Linked DNA regions of Homo sapiens: all the other regions are linked to region 3. The links are chromatin contacts, found by Hi-C or POLR2A ChIA-PET in ENCODE. All regions are on one chromosome and are shown on one strand. The core of a region is the stretch at or near the end of the contact, and the rest is flanking DNA. Distances in the headings are between cores, read along the strand shown. Region 1 holds the start of NKRF (NFKB repressing factor). Region 2 holds the start of STEEP1 (STING1 ER exit protein 1). Region 3 holds the start of PGRMC1 (progesterone receptor membrane component 1). Region 4 holds the start of SEPTIN6 (septin 6).

Region 1 (4,603 bases), core at 1,109-3,608, 370 kb after region 3:
TAAATATTTAAAATGTGTTGTACATCATAAAGCTGTATACATCCACTCACTCCACACACATTTATTGAGCAGCTATTATTTAGCAGGCAATCTTCTAGGCACTGAGGATAAAGGTGTAAACAAGAAAGCAAAATCCCTATCCTTAAGGGAGCTTCCATTCTAGTGGGAAGGTAAGATTTATTATTAACACAAAGGATAGTTATCCTCATTTAAGTTTTTGTTTTTATTTTAAGGATTCAGATTTCCGACAGCCTTCTGTGATATTATGGAGACTTACGATTATAGGATAAAGGTAACTTTTGAACTCAAGAACAACACTGTTAGGCAAAGGTCAAGTAGATTTATCTGACTTGTTCAATAACTAAGGCTTCTTCAGTTGTAACCAGTTCCTCCTAATCATTATCTCTGGAGGTAGAAATTATGCTAACCTTGAGAAGACAGAAAAGTAATGTCTGTGATGAGAGCAAAGTATATCACACTGAATGCCATGTTCAATAATTAAGGGCAGGAGGAGACAATCCTATTTTTCTGCATCTGTTACAGTCACTCCTGGAACTGAACTGGCCAAAATTGACATGATCATATTCCAGAATCTCTCACCCTTCCTGATTTAAAAAAAAACAAAAACAAAAACAAAAACAAAAAACTATGATTGCAGGAATGTCAAAAGAAGTCGTCTCCCAATCTATCAAAGAATGAATAGTCTAGTATAGGGCCGATTTAGGGGTTCTGAAGGACAGAGGTCCAAGTAGCCTCTTCAAAAAAAAAAAACAAACAAAACACGCTGCGTTGGAACCATACTGCAGTCTCCATTGAATGCAAAGAGCTTTCAAAGAGGCCTGTTCAAAACGTCACCAGGTTCTAGGAAAGGGGGGAAAAACAAACACACACACACCCCCACCCCCACCACAGACACACACACCTAAAACCTCACTCAGAGCCAAATGTTAATCCTTCTGATCCCATTTAGGGTAAAAAGAGGGCAATCCATTTTTACAGTAGATATATCCATTTCTTTGTTTGAGTCCAGACACATTATGCGCAAATCTACAAGCAAGGCTGACGCTGCTGCGGCTCAGAGAGCTGATACGTACCGCCTCCCCAGGAGAAGACAGTAAGACCCTGCTAGGGGGCTGCAAGTAGAGGGGGGTATTTAAGAGGAATGGAAAAAGAGAGTGGTCAGGAGGAGACTAGAACAGTGGGGTCCCCTCGCCCTTCCCCCACAACTCCAACTGTCGAATATATTCTCTGCGGATACTGCATCCTTGGAAGGCCCTACGCAGGTCCGAGATGCTGCTATTCATCATTCCCCACGTCCTCTAATACCGCCACCAACTACAATGACCACCTCTCAATAATCCTCTTCTAGGCGCTGCTTCATCTCCATCCCTGGTCCTGGAGAGGCCGCTTCCGCGATCTCTGCACCCTCCTAGCTGTTATGTCATGCCCAGCCACCACAGTCGGCCACCCCACCCCCAGGCCAATAGTGATCCCTCTAGTGCCCTCCAGCACCTCCAAATCTCCAGCCTCCAACCTATCCTCCGCATCCCGCCCCCGTCCCTATCCCAACCACCATCATCGATCCCTCCAGCGCCGTCCCTAACCCGATCCCCCATCACCGATCTCTCACCCCCGTCCCTAACCCGACACCCACACCTTCCTCACCTGCAGCCCAGGAAGACGTGGTTGGTCCAGGCGGCGGAGAGCGCGAGGAGCTGGTCGAGGGCAGCCCCGGGATAGCTGTGCAGGTGCCGACAGATGAAGCTGCGCCGCAGAGCCCACTGCCAGTCACTTTCGTGGCTATAGCGCCACTGCTCCAGCACTGGCTCGGGCGGGGGCGGCGGGAGGGGCGGCAGCGGCGGCGGCGGGAGGGGGGGCAGCGGCGGCGCGACAGGAAGTCGCCCCCCAACAGCAGACGTCCTCCAGCCATCTTCTCCGCCCCCAAGCAGGGACCCCAGGGACGAAGCCGACTACGGACCGCGAGCTAGGCAGCTAGCAAGCGGGCGGAAACGGGGGGCCGGTGGGAGGGGCCGGGTAAGGAGGGGCGCGCTGAGGGGAGAAGATCAACTCTCGGGGGGACTGGAGTGTGTGCGTGGGGGCCACCGTTAGGAGGAAAAGAGGAGCACGAGCTCGCGTCCCGACACTGGGATGCACGTCCCCTACACTCCTCTAACTCGTGGAGGAGCAGAAGGGCTTCCGCCGCACTCACGCGCGAGCCGGGGAGGCCGAGTCAGGCTCCGCACCTCCACGGATCCGCAGACCCACGCACTGCGCGGAGAGCGATAAAAGACCCCAGCACGCTCTGCTCCCCTCCTCTAGGTTCTAGCCTACCTACCCGCGTGCCGTCCGGGGTTGTGAGGCCAGTGCGCTTGCGCCGCGGCTGTTCCCTAACTTCCAAATCCCGTCGCAGAATCTCGCGCGACGTACTTTTTTCCCTCCAGTGACGACTACGGGCCTTTGACGCACTACGGTGACAAGCGGAGGGCGGGGACTCCAGAAAGGGAATTTAGGAAGGTTCTCTGAGGTTCGAGAATATGGTTAGAAGGTGCCCTCAGATGAATGTTGGTAGCCCACGGCTCGTCTGACGCTTTTCCCTGGATTTTTAAGCGGCGCGACAGTGAGACCATGTTCCTTGTAAGGGATTTAGGTCTGCACTGGACTTTACATTAAAACAAAACAAAACAGTCAGCTCCCCGAGGTGCCTTTTCTTCAGAGAGTAGCTTGAAATGCTCTGTGCATCGTGCATCATTAGCTTTGTGTAATAGCTTACTGCGGAAACGTAGTAAAAATGAAACACTTGCCAAGAAAATCATCCACAGCGCCGCTTCTCAAGTTAGCCAGTTTCAAGTCCATACTGTATCCCAATTACGAACACAGATACTGTTTACACAGTTCTGATCACGATTGCAAGTCTGTATTTCACGTATCAACTTAAGTGCAAAAGATTACAAGATACAAAAGGGGCCCACAGAAGAGGGTACTGCAAGGTAGAGCCGCTCAATCACTGTAGCCAAATGTATCACTCCACCCGGAGTCAGCTTCACTCAATAACTTCAGTCCCTATCTGCCAACCTGTGTCACGAAAGCAGTTAATCAATGAGTGTCTGTCGGCGGGAATTTACACAGCACCTACTGTGTGCTCAATACAGCAAGAGTACAAAAAAGAAGGAAAGAAAGTGGGTTTTCTCTGTTGTCCTGGAATTGACTACAATCTTGGTGGGGAGAAATAGCCCTGCATAAAACTAAATGTTCCACCAGGAGCCGGACCATTGGATGAGGTGGCTTTAACACACTACCATCTTTAACTCTTTAATGACGTATTTCTAATTATATGACACTTTATGTTAGGGGTGTATTAGACTGAGAGGAGCAGAAGATAACAGCACTTTACACACTTTCATAATTTATTTCCACGTCTGTCTTTCTCCGTGGTGGGCATTCATGTTTATTGGGGTAACAATCGAAATGTTTTTAAAAAGTTCACAAGGTGATACATGCTGTGAAGAAAATAAAACAGGCTGGGTGCGGTGGCTCACGCCTGTAATCCCAGCACTTTGGGAGGCCGAGGCAGGAGGATTACTTGAGGTCAGGAGTTCGAGACCAGCCTGGCCAACATGGTGAAACCCCTGTCTCCACTAAAAATACAAAAATTAGCCGGGCGTGGTGGCAGGCGCCTGTAATCCCAGCTACTCCGGAGGCTGAGGCAGGAGAATCGCTTGAACCCGGGAGGCAGAGGTTGCAGTGAGCCAATATCGCGCCACTACACTCCAGCCTGGGCAACAGAGTGAGACTCTGTTTCAAAAAAAAAAGAAAGAAAGAAAACAGAGCAGTGCAAAGGCAAATGACTGGGGGAACACTAGATGAGGAGTCAGGTGACCTAAATTCTCATCTCATCATTGCCAACAACTATCTCTACAGCCTTCGGCAAGACACTTCACCTCTGTGGCCTTATTTTTCTCACTCGTACAATCATTACTTGAATTTATTATCTCTAACCTTCCTTCGTAGTACTATATTCTTTGATTTGATGGTTTAGAGACTAACATTACCTCAATAAACATGAATGCCCACCATAGAGAAAGACAGACATGGAAATACAGAATTCTGAAACTGAAAAGTGCTGTTATCTTCTGCTCTTCTCAGTCCAATACACCCCTACGCATAAGGTGTCATATAGTTAGAAATATGTCATTAGAGAGTTAAAGAGGGCACTGAGTCAAAGCCACCTCATCCAGTGGTCCTACTGCTGGTGGCACATTTAGTTTTACATAGGGCTATTTCTCCCTACCCAGCTTGTAATCAATTTCAGGACAACAGAGAAAAACCACTTTCTTTCCTTTTTGTATTCTTGCTGTATTCCACTGGAATGTCAGTTACATGAAAGCATGGAACTCATCTGTTTTGGTCTTAGCACCTATACCTTGATCCTGCAGGCACTCCAGAGATATTTGTTGAATTAAATGCATAAATGAATGAAGCTCTTCCTTTTGTCTCAACCCAGTGAAAATCATTTCCTTGGAGCCTACATTTTAAGCTGATTTGTTATTTTATAATTAGATTAATTTCAGCCTGCTATTGTTTGAGTGTGTCCCCTTCAAAATTT
Region 2 (4,273 bases), core at 1,151-3,650, 330 kb after region 3:
CACTGTGGCTGAAGTGCGATGAGCAAGAGGAAGACTGTTAGGGAATGAAGCCTGAGAGGTAGCCACAGGCCTGATCAAGGGTCTTGGTATGGATGGACTTTGGTTTTATTCTCAGTGTTATATGAAACCATTGGTTTTGAACAGGACTCTGGCTACTATGTGGAAAAGAGTGGAAGCAACGAGAGCAAGAGACTATTGTGCCAATCCAGGTGAAAGATGGTAGTAGCTTGGACTACAGTGTTAGAAGTGGAGGTGGTAGGCCGGCCGTGGTGGCTCATGCCTGTAATCCCAGCACTTTGGGAGGCCTAGGTGGGTGGATCACTTGAGGTCAGGAGTTCAAGACCAGTCTGGCCAACATGGTGAAACCCCATCTCTACTAAAAATACAAAATTAGCCGGGCGTGGTGGCACATGCCTGTAATCCCAGCTACTAGGGAGGTTGAGGCAGGAGAATCGCTTGAACCTGGGAGGTGGAAGTTGCAGTGAGCCGAGATCGCACCACTGCACTCCAGCCTGGGCAAGAAGAGCGAAACTCCATCTCAAAAAAAAAAAGAAAAAAAAAAAAACTAGCCGGGCCTGGTGGCGCACACTACTTGGGAGGCTGAGGCAGGAGAATCGCTTGAACCTGGGAGGCGGAAGTTGCAGTGAGCTGAGACCGCGCCACAGCACTCCAGCCTGGGTGACAGAGTGAGACTCCCTCTGTCTCAAAAAGAAAAAGGAATGGAGGTGGTAAGAAGCAGTCAGATCCTGCATACATTTTCACGAAAGCACCTGCAGGATTTCCTGATGGACTGGACAGATGTAAGGTACGTGACAGACAGAAGTCAAGACTGATTCCAGGTTTTGGTCTGAGATACTGGATGAATAGTTGTACTACTGACTGCAATAGGGATGACTATAAGAGGAGCAATTGGAGAGGGGGTGTAGAGGGTCATGAACTCAATTTTCAGCACGATATATTTGAGAGGCCCATTAGACATTCAAGTGGAGATGTTGAATAGGCAATTGGAGTCTCAGGAGAGGTGCAGGTTAAAGATGAACATCTGGGAGTTACCAGCATGTCAGTTGTATTTAAAGCTTGGGAATGAATGAGATCACCTAGGGGGTGGGTACAGAGTGAGAACAGGTGAGAGTACTGAGCTATAGGGCCTTGGAATGCCTAAAAGTCTGAGAGAGAAAAGGGAGCCAGACAAGGGGAAAAATCTAAGGCTGGGCGCGGTGGCTCACGCCTGTAATCCCAGCACCTTGGGAGGCCGAGGCGGGTGGATCACGAGGTCAGGAGTTCGAGACCAGCCTGGCCAACGTAGTGAAACCCCCGTCTCTACTAAAAACACAAAAATTAGCCGGGCATGGTGGCGGGCGCCTGTAATCCCAGCTACTCGGGAGGCTGAGGCAGGAGAATCACTTGAATCCGGGAGGCAGAGCTTGCAGTGAGCCGAGATTGCACCACTGCACTCCAGCCTGGGCAGCAGAGTGAGACTCCATCTGAAAAAAAAGGGGGGGGGGAAATACGAGGTAGGAGGAAAATCAAGTGAGTATGGAGTCTTGGAAGCAAATAAAAAACATGTTGCAAAAGGAATGAAATGATTACCTCTGTCAAATGCCACTGACAGAATTAAAATGAACATTGATAACTGACCACTAGAACTGTTAACATGGAGCCAAATACGGTTAAGATGATGAGGTGGGAAGGAAAGCCTACCTGAAGTGAGGTCAGGAGAGAATTAGAAGTCAGGATGCAGAGACAGCCAATATAGGCAACTCTTTTGAGAAGCTTTGCTATAAAAGAAGCAACGAAATGGGGTTATAGCTGGAGGGGAATACAGGATCGAGGGAGGGTTTTATTTTCGTTTGCTGTGAGGTAAGAGCAACTGCAGCATCTTGGTATCCAGCAGAAAAGTTATAAAGCTTCTAGAGGCAGTAGTTTTTGAAGACAGTGGATTAAGAGGGAAATACAATATGTTTGTGTTTCTATTTTTGTTCTCCTGAAGGAGTTTAGTTTTGAGGAAGGTCTGGATACAGAGTCACAAGGCTAAACAAAAAGCAGGAAAAAAAAAAATGCCCTGGAGTGGGGCGGGGATGCGTAGGGAGGATTTAGTCGGAGAGAGAAAACCCACCAATCTTCGTTGAGAAGTGGCTCCCAGATCACAGCCAGAGGAAATTCGCCTTCAAGAACCCGAAGTCTGGCTCCTTGCAGACGCCCCCGCAGTTCCCGGCTACTCACCCAGCACTAGGACCATCTGGCCGCACAAACAGTAGTAAACATGGAGGGGCTTCTCGCCGTCGTCATATTCCTCCCGGTCCCGAGTGTCAGAGCAGACTACTGACCGAGACACTACTTTCGGCATGATTCCCAAGAGCAATCTGAAAACTCTACGCCAAGAAGAGGGTCGCCCCGAAATGACGTCACGAGTGCGCCTTGCACCTTTTCCTTGTGGCTACGCTGGTCACGTGTTAGCAGAAGTCTTATAAACTTCCGGGCTGTCCTATCAGGCTAAGATATACGGGGGTGCGCCTGGAGCCTCCCAGAACCTACTTTGTCTTGGCCAAGTTAGCTGGGACTCCTGTGATCTGGGAGTCACTTCTCAATGAAGATTGGTGGGCTTTCTCACAACACCCTTAATATTATATAAATTCTTTACATTTCTATAACGCATGCATTTATATGTATATATACACATATGTATATATAAGACCAGCTAAATAAAGGACTATGCATTATATAGTTTATATTATATATATATATATATATATATGATACTGATTTGGGTGTGTTTCTAAATATGATTGTGATTTTAATGACTATTCCAGATGAGTACATAATTTTTTAGGTATCTTATTTTTTAGTTGATATAATTCACGTAACATAAAATTCACCCTTTTAAAATGTGTAATTGGGTGTTTTTTAGTGTATTCACAAAGTTGTGTAACCATCACCACTAATTCCAGAACATTTCCATCATCTCAAAAAGAAATCTTATACCCATTAGTAGTCACCACGACCCGCACATCCCCCACCTTCCCAGCCCACGGCAACCACTAATCTACTTTTTATCTCTATGGATTTGCCTATTCTGGACATTTCATATAAATGGAATCCTACAATATGTGGCCATTTGTCTGGCTTCTTTCATTTACCATAATGTTTTCAAGGTTCATCCATGTTACAGTACTTCTTTCCTTTTTATGGTTGAATAATATTTCATCATATGGATATATCACATTTTGTTCATTCATCAATTGGCAGACAACGGGGATGTTTTCACTTTTTGGTTATTATATAGATAATGCTGCTATGAACATTCATGTACAAGAATACTTCCACCGCAAATTTGTGTGGGAATATAAATCTGGATTTTTAACTTTTGACAGCACGAGAAGTGATTAAAGCACCTTGACACTGTTTGTGATTCAAACAATGTGGGATGTCATTGAATGACTTTACTGCAGTACAGGTTTCAGGTATAAACACTGTTTTGCCTTGTAATTTTAGGTTAAATTCATTAAGGAACATTACTAAGTCTATGGCAAAAGCCATTTTTTAAAACTATTCATGTTCAATAATAGTGGTCAAGGGTGGGGTTCTTCTCATTTAGAAAATTTTCTAAAATTTTGAATTCAAATTCAAATTCAAATTTTCTAAAATCTTGAACTCCTGACCTCGTGATCCACCCACCTTGGTCTCCCAAAGTGCTGGGATTACAGGTGTGAGCCACCGCGCCCAGCTGAACTTCACTGTTGACACTACTGTCAAGAATAACACAAGACAGATTCAAGTTTGTTTGTTTGTTTGTTGCAAAGTACCTGCTGTTTAATAATACAATTAATAACTACAGGATTTTAAACAACTTACATTTTGACAAGTATTGTACATTTGTCTAAACCTTTTCTGCTCCATACATATTTGTAATACATCTTAGCAAATTATGCTTTAGACTGAATTGAATTAGTGTTTTCCTGACTTCTTTGAAATACTCTCATCTGCAGTTGTTCCACACAAGACCATACACCCAGGCCAATTTTTTTTTTTTTTTTTTTTTTTGAGACAGAGTCTGGCTCTGTCACCCAGGCTGGCTGGAGTGCAGTGGCACAATCTTGGCTCACTGCAACCTCCACCGCCCAGGTTCAATCAACTCTCCTGCCTCAGCCTCCTGAGTAACTGGGATTACAGGCACATGCCACCATGCCTGGCTAATTTTTTTTTTTTTTTTTTTTTTTGTATTTTTAGTAGAGGCAGGGTTTCACCATGTTGGTCAGGCTGATCTCAAACTCCT
Region 3 (4,587 bases), core at 3-2,502:
GCAGGGATGGAAGCAGTTTTTGCCAGAAATTTTTAGAATTCTGAGGTAGGAAGCCAATCTTTACTCAAGTCTCTTGCGTGTTGGGAGGAGGAGTAAGTTATGTGCAAGCCAACAGAACACTTGGTGGAAAAGTACTGCTCTGGGCTGCAGATGTGTGCACGGCTTGGTTTTAATTATTTGTTTCCCTCTCTATCCTTTCTTCTCCTCCCCTCCCCCCGCCACCAGAAAAAGGGCCAGATTAGGACGAGGCAACCCCTTCCTCCGTGGAGGTCTGCTTCTGTGCAGCCTGTTAGCACATCAAAGGCCGGATGAAATACCTAGGAAAGGAAGGGACCAGGCCTAGGATCCTTCCAAACTCCCGCCTTTGTCTGGGCTCCAGCTCAGGGTTATTGTGACTGCCAAGGGTAGCCTGACAGACTCCAAATAGAAGAACGCTGCCAAACAAAGAAACTTTCACATTATTCTGAGGGGGGAAAAAAGAGCAACAAGAGAACGTTGCTTGTTAATGCCTGGTGACTGAGCAAATCAGTAATTGCAAAAGGGTTTTTCGGAGAACAAACCCAAAGTTAACTGGGCGATCAGATTCGTTTCCCCAGATAATAGGGAGAGTTGTGCACTGACTTTAGCAATCCCGGGGGTGTCGGTCCCACAGCATCTGGGGGAGAATTGGGGAAGGGCCATCAAGGAGAGCGAATGGGGGTTCCCAAGGTGAAAATGAGTCGTGTAGGGCTCTAACATAGAAAATGGAGTTCGAAGAATGAGTTTCCTGTCTCCTAAGACAGCTTGGAGGGCCCGGGAACGGCAGGGGGAAGATGAGGGGCTTCAGAATGGGAGGCAGGGAAAAGCCTGCAGCAACAGAAAGGGAGTCGGTGTCTGGCGCGCATCAGGTGGCGGAGGGGCGCTCGCACAGAGCCCGGCAATGCCGAGGCCCTCCCAACGGGTCGGTCTGCGAGGAGCAAAAAAGGGGTTCAGAGGAGGGCAGCGCGTGCGTCGCGCTCAGCTATAGGATGGCGCGAGGATGGCGTGAGGCTGGGCTGGGGCCTCCCAGGTAGAACTGAGGGGGGCACCGCGCGGCCGCGGGGGAGCGGCGCCGGACTCTAGAGGCTTTGGAGGGGGCCTGAGGGCTGCGGGGCGGGACCGAGCAGGGCGGGGCGCTTAGGTGGCCTCGGGGGAGGCGGGGCTTGGAGGCTCCGCCCCTCAGGCCCCGCCTCCTCCCCGGCTAGTCTTTGGCCGCCGCCGAACCCCGCGCGCCACTCGCTCGCTCAGAGGGAGGAGAAAGTGGCGAGTTCCGGATCCCTGCCTAGCGCGGCCCAACCTTTACTCCAGAGATCATGGCTGCCGAGGATGTGGTGGCGACTGGCGCCGACCCAAGCGATCTGGAGAGCGGCGGGCTGCTGCATGAGATTTTCACGTCGCCGCTCAACCTGCTGCTGCTTGGCCTCTGCATCTTCCTGCTCTACAAGATCGTGCGCGGGGACCAGCCGGCGGCCAGCGGCGACAGCGACGACGACGAGCCGCCCCCTCTGCCCCGCCTCAAGCGGCGCGACTTCACCCCCGCCGAGCTGCGGCGCTTCGACGGCGTCCAGGACCCGCGCATACTCATGGCCATCAACGGCAAGGTGTTCGATGTGACCAAAGGCCGCAAATTCTACGGGCCCGGTACGCGGCCGGCGAGGGGGGCTTGGAGACAAAAGAAGGGGGCCCCGGCACGGGGCTGGGCGGGAGAGAGGCGAGGCGGGAGCGGGGCGCCCCTGAGTGGAGGGAGGAATGGCGGCGAGCTAGGGTAGGCGGGTAGGCGGGCAGGCGGAGAGCCGGGAGGCTCCCGGGGCGGGCAGGGAACAAGAGGCGCTCTAGAGGGGCTGCGGGCCAGTCAGGGACGCGGATCCCCGGCCCGCGCTGACAGCGCTGGGAGGGGGTTAGAGAAAGAAGGCTGAGGCGCTTAAGCCGGGGGTGGGTGGGACCACGAAGCTCGAAGGCGTTGAGGGGGGACACATCAAAGCCCAGGCTGTTGGGGTAGTTTTCGAAGGTCCTGGGCTTGGGGATTCCTGGAAGGAGGAGGGGGTAGTGTCGGGTTCTAGGAAGGAAATGAGGGTGTTCCGAGGGAGGCATGGGGGAGGGCGAGAGTGAGAAAAGGTCCAGACCTAGAGAAGACGGGAAGGCCAATGACACCGGGAGTAGGTTTGAAATATGAGGGTGTGGGAGAAAACGCCGAGACGGGATTAGCAGCAGGTAAAAGCTTTGTGCCCGGTGGATAGTGATGTGTGTGTGCACTCGTGGTGTGTGCATGCGCGGTGTGTGCGTGTTTAGTGTATGTGATTTATCAGGGGTGTGTGTGTGTGGTGTGTGCATGCGCGCTTGAAATGGGTCATGCGTCAGGTATGTGTGTGGCATGTGTTTGGTCTGTGTGCGCTTGTGCTGTGTGTGGCAGATGGGGAAAGGCTGGAAGGTGAACAAGGAGGAAGGGGGCTGTTTGAGGGAGGAATAAAGGCTGAATATGGTGGACAATGGTAACGTGGCAAGCTTTTAAGGTAATATGGTATTTAGTCTATAGCAGGAGAGAAAGGATTAGAAGCCAAGAAAAATTAAAATGGAGGGAGGGAGAAGTGGGAGGATACCAAGAAACAAAAGGAGTAGAGCTAAGAAGACTGCTGGGTGGGGGGATATCAGGAAAAGCCAACCAGAGGGAAATGAAGAATGGATGACTGCTGCACTGCTGAGCTGTTGGAGAAGGCAGGCCTGATGGGTTCCTTAGAGGCGAGGTTTTTGCAAACCTGGTTGCGTATCAGAATCACCTGATGCATCTGAGGAAAAATACAGATTCCCAGTCTAACCGCCAGAGCTGCAAATGAGTCTCGGGTGGTCCGGGAGTCTGTATTTTAATATGCTTCCCAGGCGAATTTGAAAAGCAGCCAGGCTTGCAAAGTCCTGCTTTATAGAATACTTGGAGATGAGGAAGAAGAGGTTTTGGCTCCTCCAATATGGACTCCTCTAAACACAGGGAGCTTAGAGGATGTCCACATGGACGGTGCTCATTCCACACTGGCCTGAGAGAGGGAAGAGTACAGAAGGCAGTACACAAACTCAGGCATTCATTTTAGTCTCCCAGTCCAACTGATCAAAATCAGATGTGTTAAGGTTAAGGAGCTCAGTTTTTTCTTGCAGACATTTATTTATTATAAAAAATAAATTTTATTTATTTTTTAGAGACAGGGTCTCCCTCCTGTGTTGCCCAGGCTGGTCTCGAACTCCTGGGCGCAAGCAGTCCTTCCACCTCCATTTCCCAAAGTGCTGGGATTACAGGCATGAGCCACTGCACCGGGCCTGTGGATATTTTAGAATACCTGCTTTCTATAGGCATGTAACTGTCAAAATCATTTGAAAACCACATACATTATTTGTCACTTAGAGTAGCACACATAGTTGCTTTATCAATAAACATAATCATGTAAATACCTGTTAATATTGAGCTCAATATTAAAGGAGTGAAAACATGTGCATGAGGCATCATCATGACTGTAGTTTGCAGAGTCATTGAGAGGATGTCAGCCTGTGCACAGAGCACAAAACTGGGAGTCAGGCAACCTGCGTTCTAGTCCTGATTGGGTCATGACTAGCTGTGTGACCTTGTGCAAAGCATTGTTCTCTCAGAGCCTTAGTTTTCCCTCTGAAAAGTGATAAAGATGGCCTATTGTGAGATCTCTGTCTCTATCTTGCACTGTCATTCAGTGAGCCCATGACTACGTGACATCTTGGTAGAAAGTGATGCTTCATGTTGTAAAGGATTCCTAAAAATTAGTCATTCTAGTGCCTGTTAATTCTGTGCAAGGCACTGTTGTAGATGTGGGAATATAGCAGTGAGCAAAACAGACACAAATCTCTGCCTATGGAGCTTACGTTCTAGTGAATATATGTTGCACTGAATAATATGTATTTTTAAAAGACTTTTAATGTTCCCACTAGAGAACATTTAATTGTTTAAATGTTTAAATATTCTATGAGGTTTAAATATTCTATGTTTAAATATTCTATGAGGTTTGCTTGGTAAAGACTCACTCTACCAAGCCAATGACCATAATTTCTGAAATGGTAAGGTTCAAACCATTGCATTTGCCTATTCTCAAGCACTAGGTGCTGCCATTTCCACTAGGGGTGTACATTTATGAAAAATGTGGGCTTTTTTTTACCTTCTTTAGTGAATGTGGCAGCATGTAATGATGATTAAAAATAAGCATTTTTCTTTGGAATTTTACTTGCATTTAAAAGTTGTAAAATTTGTAAAAAATTTCTGAGTGTATTGAGGTTTCAGGTGAACAGGCCATATTGAAACTTGATCTATTCTCATACTTGGTTCCCTACAAACATTTTAATGTCAGGGCTGCTATTCAATCTGCCTTGGGGGAAACAACACATTGTTTAAAGTACACTGGATTCTCTTCATTTAGTTGTGCAATATTTAAATAAGTCTAAATATCCACTTTGTGTACCCACAGAATGATTCTCTGCTCTCTTAGACAAAAGTTCAGTATAATATCACAAATAATCACATTTTATAGAGTTGTTTTATAGAGTTGTTTTGCAGTATTGATT
Region 4 (4,697 bases), core at 708-3,207, 460 kb after region 3:
ACACACACAACCTTCTGGAATGTTCCCCATTGCAACATCTGCCCTGCAATCCTAATCCAGGCAAGAGAAACTGGTGAGAGTATGGAGGACAGGTCGATGCAAATTCATTAGCTGACATGAAAAATCATTAGCGTCATTTTTGGATGGAGCTAGTGTAATCCCAGAGATTAATTCCTCTACTTCAGCTATACCATCTCTGAAATGCAGGTAACCAGGAGCAGAAAAGCCACAGCAGAAAAGAGGGAGCCCTCAAAACACTAAAGCAATAAACAACGAGAGTGCCAATCTTGGGGGAAGAAAATTCTCTCAAATTGCATCATCACAGAGAATGTCCCCTGTCTACTCCTGGTCCTTCCACAACATGACTGCATAAAGTGCTCTGTGCTAGGGTGTGCAGGGGGTGGAGGAGGTTCCGAAGAAATGATCCTGCCCTTCCAAACAGGGACAAAAGAGACATTAATACATATTCTGTAGAGAAAATATTATCAGATTCTGGCTTCAGATTTTGTAAAATCAATTTCAATTACACCAAATACCTAGAGGCTTTTTTTTTGTACTGTAGTTGCATTGCATGAACTATTTTCCTAAATAAGTAAGCTACAAGGTTGAAAAACATTTTTATGTGGTTCAGAGATTTTCGTCAAGTAGTATGTGGTGTCATGGGATTTGACCTACCTCTGTCTCCCACTCCTTCCTCACCTCGGGGTGCTGGTGGGCTTATTAAAGTCCCAGATACCCATGGATGAATAGAATAGCTAGGGTGTCCCCCCCAAATGGAATTCATCGCCCTTTGCAACCAAACTTCTGGTTTAAAAAACAAACATGGAGCCTCAGGTCACTTCAACATGGTTTCTCTGCACATCCCAGGCTGGAAAACTTCAGTTCTTTAAATGAAGATTTTTTTTTTCCCAGAGTCGGTCGCCAACAAAAAAAGAGACGGCACCGCTTTTGCGAGTCTCACACTTATTTTCCTGAGTCTCCATAGAAAGAAGCCAGCTCCACAGGTTTTGGCACACAAGCCCAGTTACACTGAACATGCACCCGAGACAGATCCTCAGAGGCCCGCTCCAAAACATGCCAAAATACGCAGCCAGCCACCTACAGGCCAGCCAACTGCACCCCACACTGACGCACAAATGAGACCCAGAGGCACACAGCACAAGCAGACAGAGAGGCGTTCGGACACACACCACAGAGGTGAGCACACTCAGAGAAACACGCGGACTTCTTTGGGTCACAGACAGAACCCCGGCGCCGCCGCCGCCCGCCCGGGAAGACACGAGCGCGCGCGCGTGCACACATACGCGCACACCGATACACACACAGACGCAGTCACATATGTAATGCATATAGAGAAACCCTATCCCAGCCAGTCACCTCCCCGCCCCCCTCGCCACTCACCGCCTTCTGCCCCAGGCTAACCCCAGCCCCGCGCCTCTTTGCCTGTGCGGTCCCGGGTCACAACGGGCAGCCGTGCGCAGGGGCGCGGCAAGGCCAGGGTGCCAGGGACCCGGAGGGCTCGGCGGCTCCTACGGCCATTCATTCGGCAACGCCCCAGCCGTGGGGCCGCAGCTGCAGCGAGGGAGGCGGTGGCGCTCACTGCGGCTCTTGGGCAATGCAAGTTCAGCCGCCGGCCCGCAGGTTTTGCCTGCCCCCCTGCCGCCCCCCGCCCCCCGCGCGCCACCACCGTTTTCCGGGACAGGCTGAGGGACTGAGCTGCTGACCCCGGGAGCAGAAGTCCCACCGTGCCCTTGGCTCCTGGATGCTGCCCACTGCCCTCCTCGCGATGTGGCGGCGGCGGCCAGGTCTCCTTGACCCTCACCAGGCCCTCGGCCCCGGCCCTGGCACCCAAGCTCTGCACTTACCACCTGGCGAGCTATATCGGTCGCTGCCATCGCTCCTGCGTCCGCCAGGGCTGCCACGGGTGCCGCCGCAACGGGAGCTACTGCACAGGAAACAGAGGAGCTCCTCCGACAAAGAGAAAGTGTTACACTTCGGGCGCGACCAAGTCCGGTGGGGGGAGGTGCAAGGGAGGGGCCCCCTCGCCGCTGCTCCAACCCCAACCTCCCCTCTACCGCCCACCCCTTGAAAGTAGGGTATGGAGAGGGGGCGGATTTAACGCGCCGCTTCCCCCTATGGCCAGACCAGTTCCAGTTCTTCCTGCAACCCCAGCCATAGGCTTCTACGAAGGGGGGCGGGGGCTCCCCTCGGTGACCACGTCCTCTGCCCCCCCCGCCACTTGGCTCCGTGGTACGTCCCGACCTCTGCTGAATTGTCACACCCCCCTGCTCTCCTTTACATCCCTAAGTCCCCAGACCCCGAAGGCTGGAAGGGAGCCCCCGCCCCTCCCCCCTCCCATACTCTGCTCAGCGGCCGAGCTCTGCAGTTCTCCTCCCGGCCCCCGTTACCCCCCTTCCTTTCCACCGAGATCCCAAGGTGCTTAGATGGGTGCGCCTTGGCCGCTGGAGTCTCGATGCCCCACTGTCGTGTCTCCCTCCCTCCATGGCCCGGGAGCGCAGCTGCGGCCGAGGTACCGGGGAGGCCTGCGGCACCTGCCGCTCCACAGTAGAGCTTAGAAAGGGGGCCCGTGGGGGGAGCCGCACTGCAGCCCGGCAACTGAGCTGAGCTGTGGCATGTGGGGTCCGAGGCTAGAGGTCTTGAGACGCTGCTTCTGCCCTGGGGTTTCCAAGCCTTGGGTGCTGTGGGCTGTAATTTCGTGGAGCCAAGCTCACCACCTTTGGGTACCTAGTACAGACGGAACCCACGCCTCCTCTCTCCGACCCAGCCCTAGACGCTCAGCAAGACCACCCACCCCTTCTAGTACCAGAGGAAGGGCTGGAGATGAAGGTTCTCAGCTCTATGGAGCGAAATGGAGGGGCGGGTGACGGGGAGCGGCCTCCAGTCACTCTGTCCCGCCCCCTGATTTCTCCTTGACCCTCATTCAGCCCGGGACAAGGCGGCCAATAGGGCGCAGAGGAGAGAACTTCCGAAGGCAGGGGTGCGCCCGCCCGCCCTCCTTATCCCCGTGGCCCACCTCCGCGGGTCCTCTCTCGTGGGCACCTCTCCACTTCTCCGGCCTTGGCGCCCTCCCCTCTCTCTTGGGACTGGCCTCTTGCTAGCTCCCTGTCACTGGAGCACGCTGGCAGATTTGGCATGCCCGAGGCCCCAGCGGGAGGGACAGTACATTCCACTCCTCAAAAGGGCAGGTTCCCTGGTGTGGGAGAGAGACCTGGGCCCGCCAGAGGGACCCCAGATGGGGGAGGGGATGACAAGGCTATGGAGGAAACCCGGGCCCAAGAGGGGGCCCCAATGGAGCATGGAAGATGACCCCGTAAAGGCCCAAGGCTGGAGCAGCTGAGGAGGAGGCAGGAGAGAGGGAAAAAGAAAAGAAGGAACCAGGGAGAGAGAGGAAGAAGGGACTCGATCCAGAGGCCCTGGTCTCGGAGAAGTCAGGGAAGACAAGAAAATGGAGTAGCCAAAGAAGAGCATGCCTGGCACTTGGTTCCACCTGCTGGATGGAGCTTCTCACACTCTCTCGGGAAGCCCTTTATGTATGTACCCTGTGCGCCTGGAGAACAAGGACTCAGCAAACGCATCCCAGGGCCGAGTGCAGGGCCTCGCAGTCAGGAGGCACTCTATTAAGCTGAGGGCAGAGAACTTGGATGCGTGCGAGGGGGGCGGGGAGAAGAAAGAAGAGACACAGTGAGGGAATAGCAGTAAGGACAGTCATGAAGAGCCAAGTATTCAGGGAGCGCCACTGTGCGCCTTCATTGTGCTGGAGACCCAGGAGCGGCCTAAAGAGAAGAGCCTGGCAAAATCAGGGATCAGCGCAGAGGAGCTCCGCGAGACAGAAGGCGCAGGCCATAGGGCGGATGGCGGTGGCAAGGAAGAGGGGCAGCTGGAGTCTTTCAGACTCTCTGGAGCTTTGGGGCAGGGCCTGAGCCCTGGACTGGGTTGGCAGTGACACGGGGGACCAGTGCTATATCTGAGGAACCACGGTGAGGCTTGGGCCCCAACCGCATGGGGGCGGGGAGTCAGAGGTGACTGGCGGCTTCCAGGCTGGGTGTCTGGGACAGGGCTCTTCCCTGGCAAAGGCTAGGGCGTGGTGGACTGAAAGGCCCCGAGGTCACTAGCCCCGATCTGGACTTGGGGTTTGGGTGGTGGTGGGACAAAAGGGGAGAATTTGGAAGCCAGAGCAGAAAGCTGCTGCCGGAACGGGAGGGGACTGGAGGGCTGCGGGTCTCCCGGGAGAATCCCCCACGCACTGCCCCGCCCGCCTTAGCACTCCTCGCGGACTGAAGCTCCGTACTTACCGGCCCAGCGCTGGGGGCACCTGAGCACGGAATCCTTGGTGTCTCATCCATATGCCCCATTCGGCCCTCCTGTCCCTAGAGACTACCAGAACCTCACTGCGTCCTCCTCCTCCAAAACGCTGAACCTCGAAGACCTGAACTAAGTGCTTAATTCAAGTCTCCTGGGACCCTTTGGTTCCTCCAATACCTGCCCACCTGCGGCTACAAGTCCCTCCTGGGGCCTGGGCCTCCAGCCTCCTTCGGTGGGGTGTGGGTCAGTGTGTGTGTTGGTCTTGATGTGTGAGTAGATGTGTCGGTGTGTTCGTGTGTATTGTCAGTGTGTGCTAGCTGTGTGTCTGTATATCTGTGTGTCAATGTGTGTGTTGGCATGTGTTGGTGTGTCAG

Evidence for each region. Hi-C counts contacts between places; a loop is a spot of excess contacts on that map. ChIA-PET counts read pairs that join two places held with the same protein, here RNA polymerase II (POLR2A). Pooled maps may share reads with other maps.
Region 1: a loop to region 3 is called in a map of gastrocnemius medialis, with 10 times the contacts of the local background. The contact joins the promoter of NKRF here to the promoter of PGRMC1 in region 3. A Hi-C loop is called at or near these places in 2 of 168 maps with a recorded cell type or tissue (ascending aorta and gastrocnemius medialis) and 11 of 50 pooled maps. POLR2A ChIA-PET finds 5 or more read pairs at or near these places in 2 of 52 experiments (both T-cell).
Region 2: a pooled map shows a loop between it and region 3 (5-fold over the local background). The contact joins the promoter of STEEP1 here to the promoter of PGRMC1 in region 3. A Hi-C loop is called at or near these places in 1 of 168 maps with a recorded cell type or tissue (CD8-positive, alpha-beta T cell) and 12 of 50 pooled maps. POLR2A ChIA-PET finds 5 or more read pairs at or near these places in 3 of 52 experiments (Panc1, activated T-cell and activated naive CD8-positive, alpha-beta T cell).
Region 4: a pooled map shows a loop between it and region 3 (7-fold over the local background). The contact joins the promoter of SEPTIN6 here to the promoter of PGRMC1 in region 3. A Hi-C loop is called at or near these places in 8 of 50 pooled maps. POLR2A ChIA-PET finds 5 or more read pairs at or near these places in 2 of 52 experiments (GM12878 and T-cell).

Annotation. Positions count from the first base shown.
Region 1 is chrX:119,604,066-119,608,668 of GRCh38, forward strand. It overlaps NKRF (NFKB repressing factor), which reads right to left and starts at 2,359. Exons shown (of 4, transcript NR_163972.1): 1 at 1,666-2,359. RefSeq lists a silencer at 1,893-1,942 and an enhancer at 2,483-2,592.
Region 2 is chrX:119,563,009-119,567,281 of GRCh38, forward strand. STEEP1 (STING1 ER exit protein 1) reads right to left here and starts at 2,401. Exons shown (of 7, transcript NM_022101.4): 1 at 2,224-2,401. The coding sequence starts at 2,347.
Region 3 is chrX:119,235,033-119,239,619 of GRCh38, forward strand. PGRMC1 (progesterone receptor membrane component 1) reads left to right here and starts at 1,253. Exons shown (of 3, transcript NM_006667.5): 1 at 1,253-1,659. The coding sequence starts at 1,332. It also overlaps the pseudogene NUDT19P6. RefSeq lists silencers at 976-1,025, 1,056-1,315, 1,716-1,865.
Region 4 is chrX:119,691,211-119,695,907 of GRCh38, forward strand. SEPTIN6 (septin 6) reads right to left here and starts at 1,958. Exons shown (of 11, transcript NM_145799.4): 1 at 1,866-1,958. The coding sequence starts at 1,895. RefSeq lists enhancers at 972-1,021, 1,842-1,971 and silencers at 1,512-1,641, 2,152-2,201.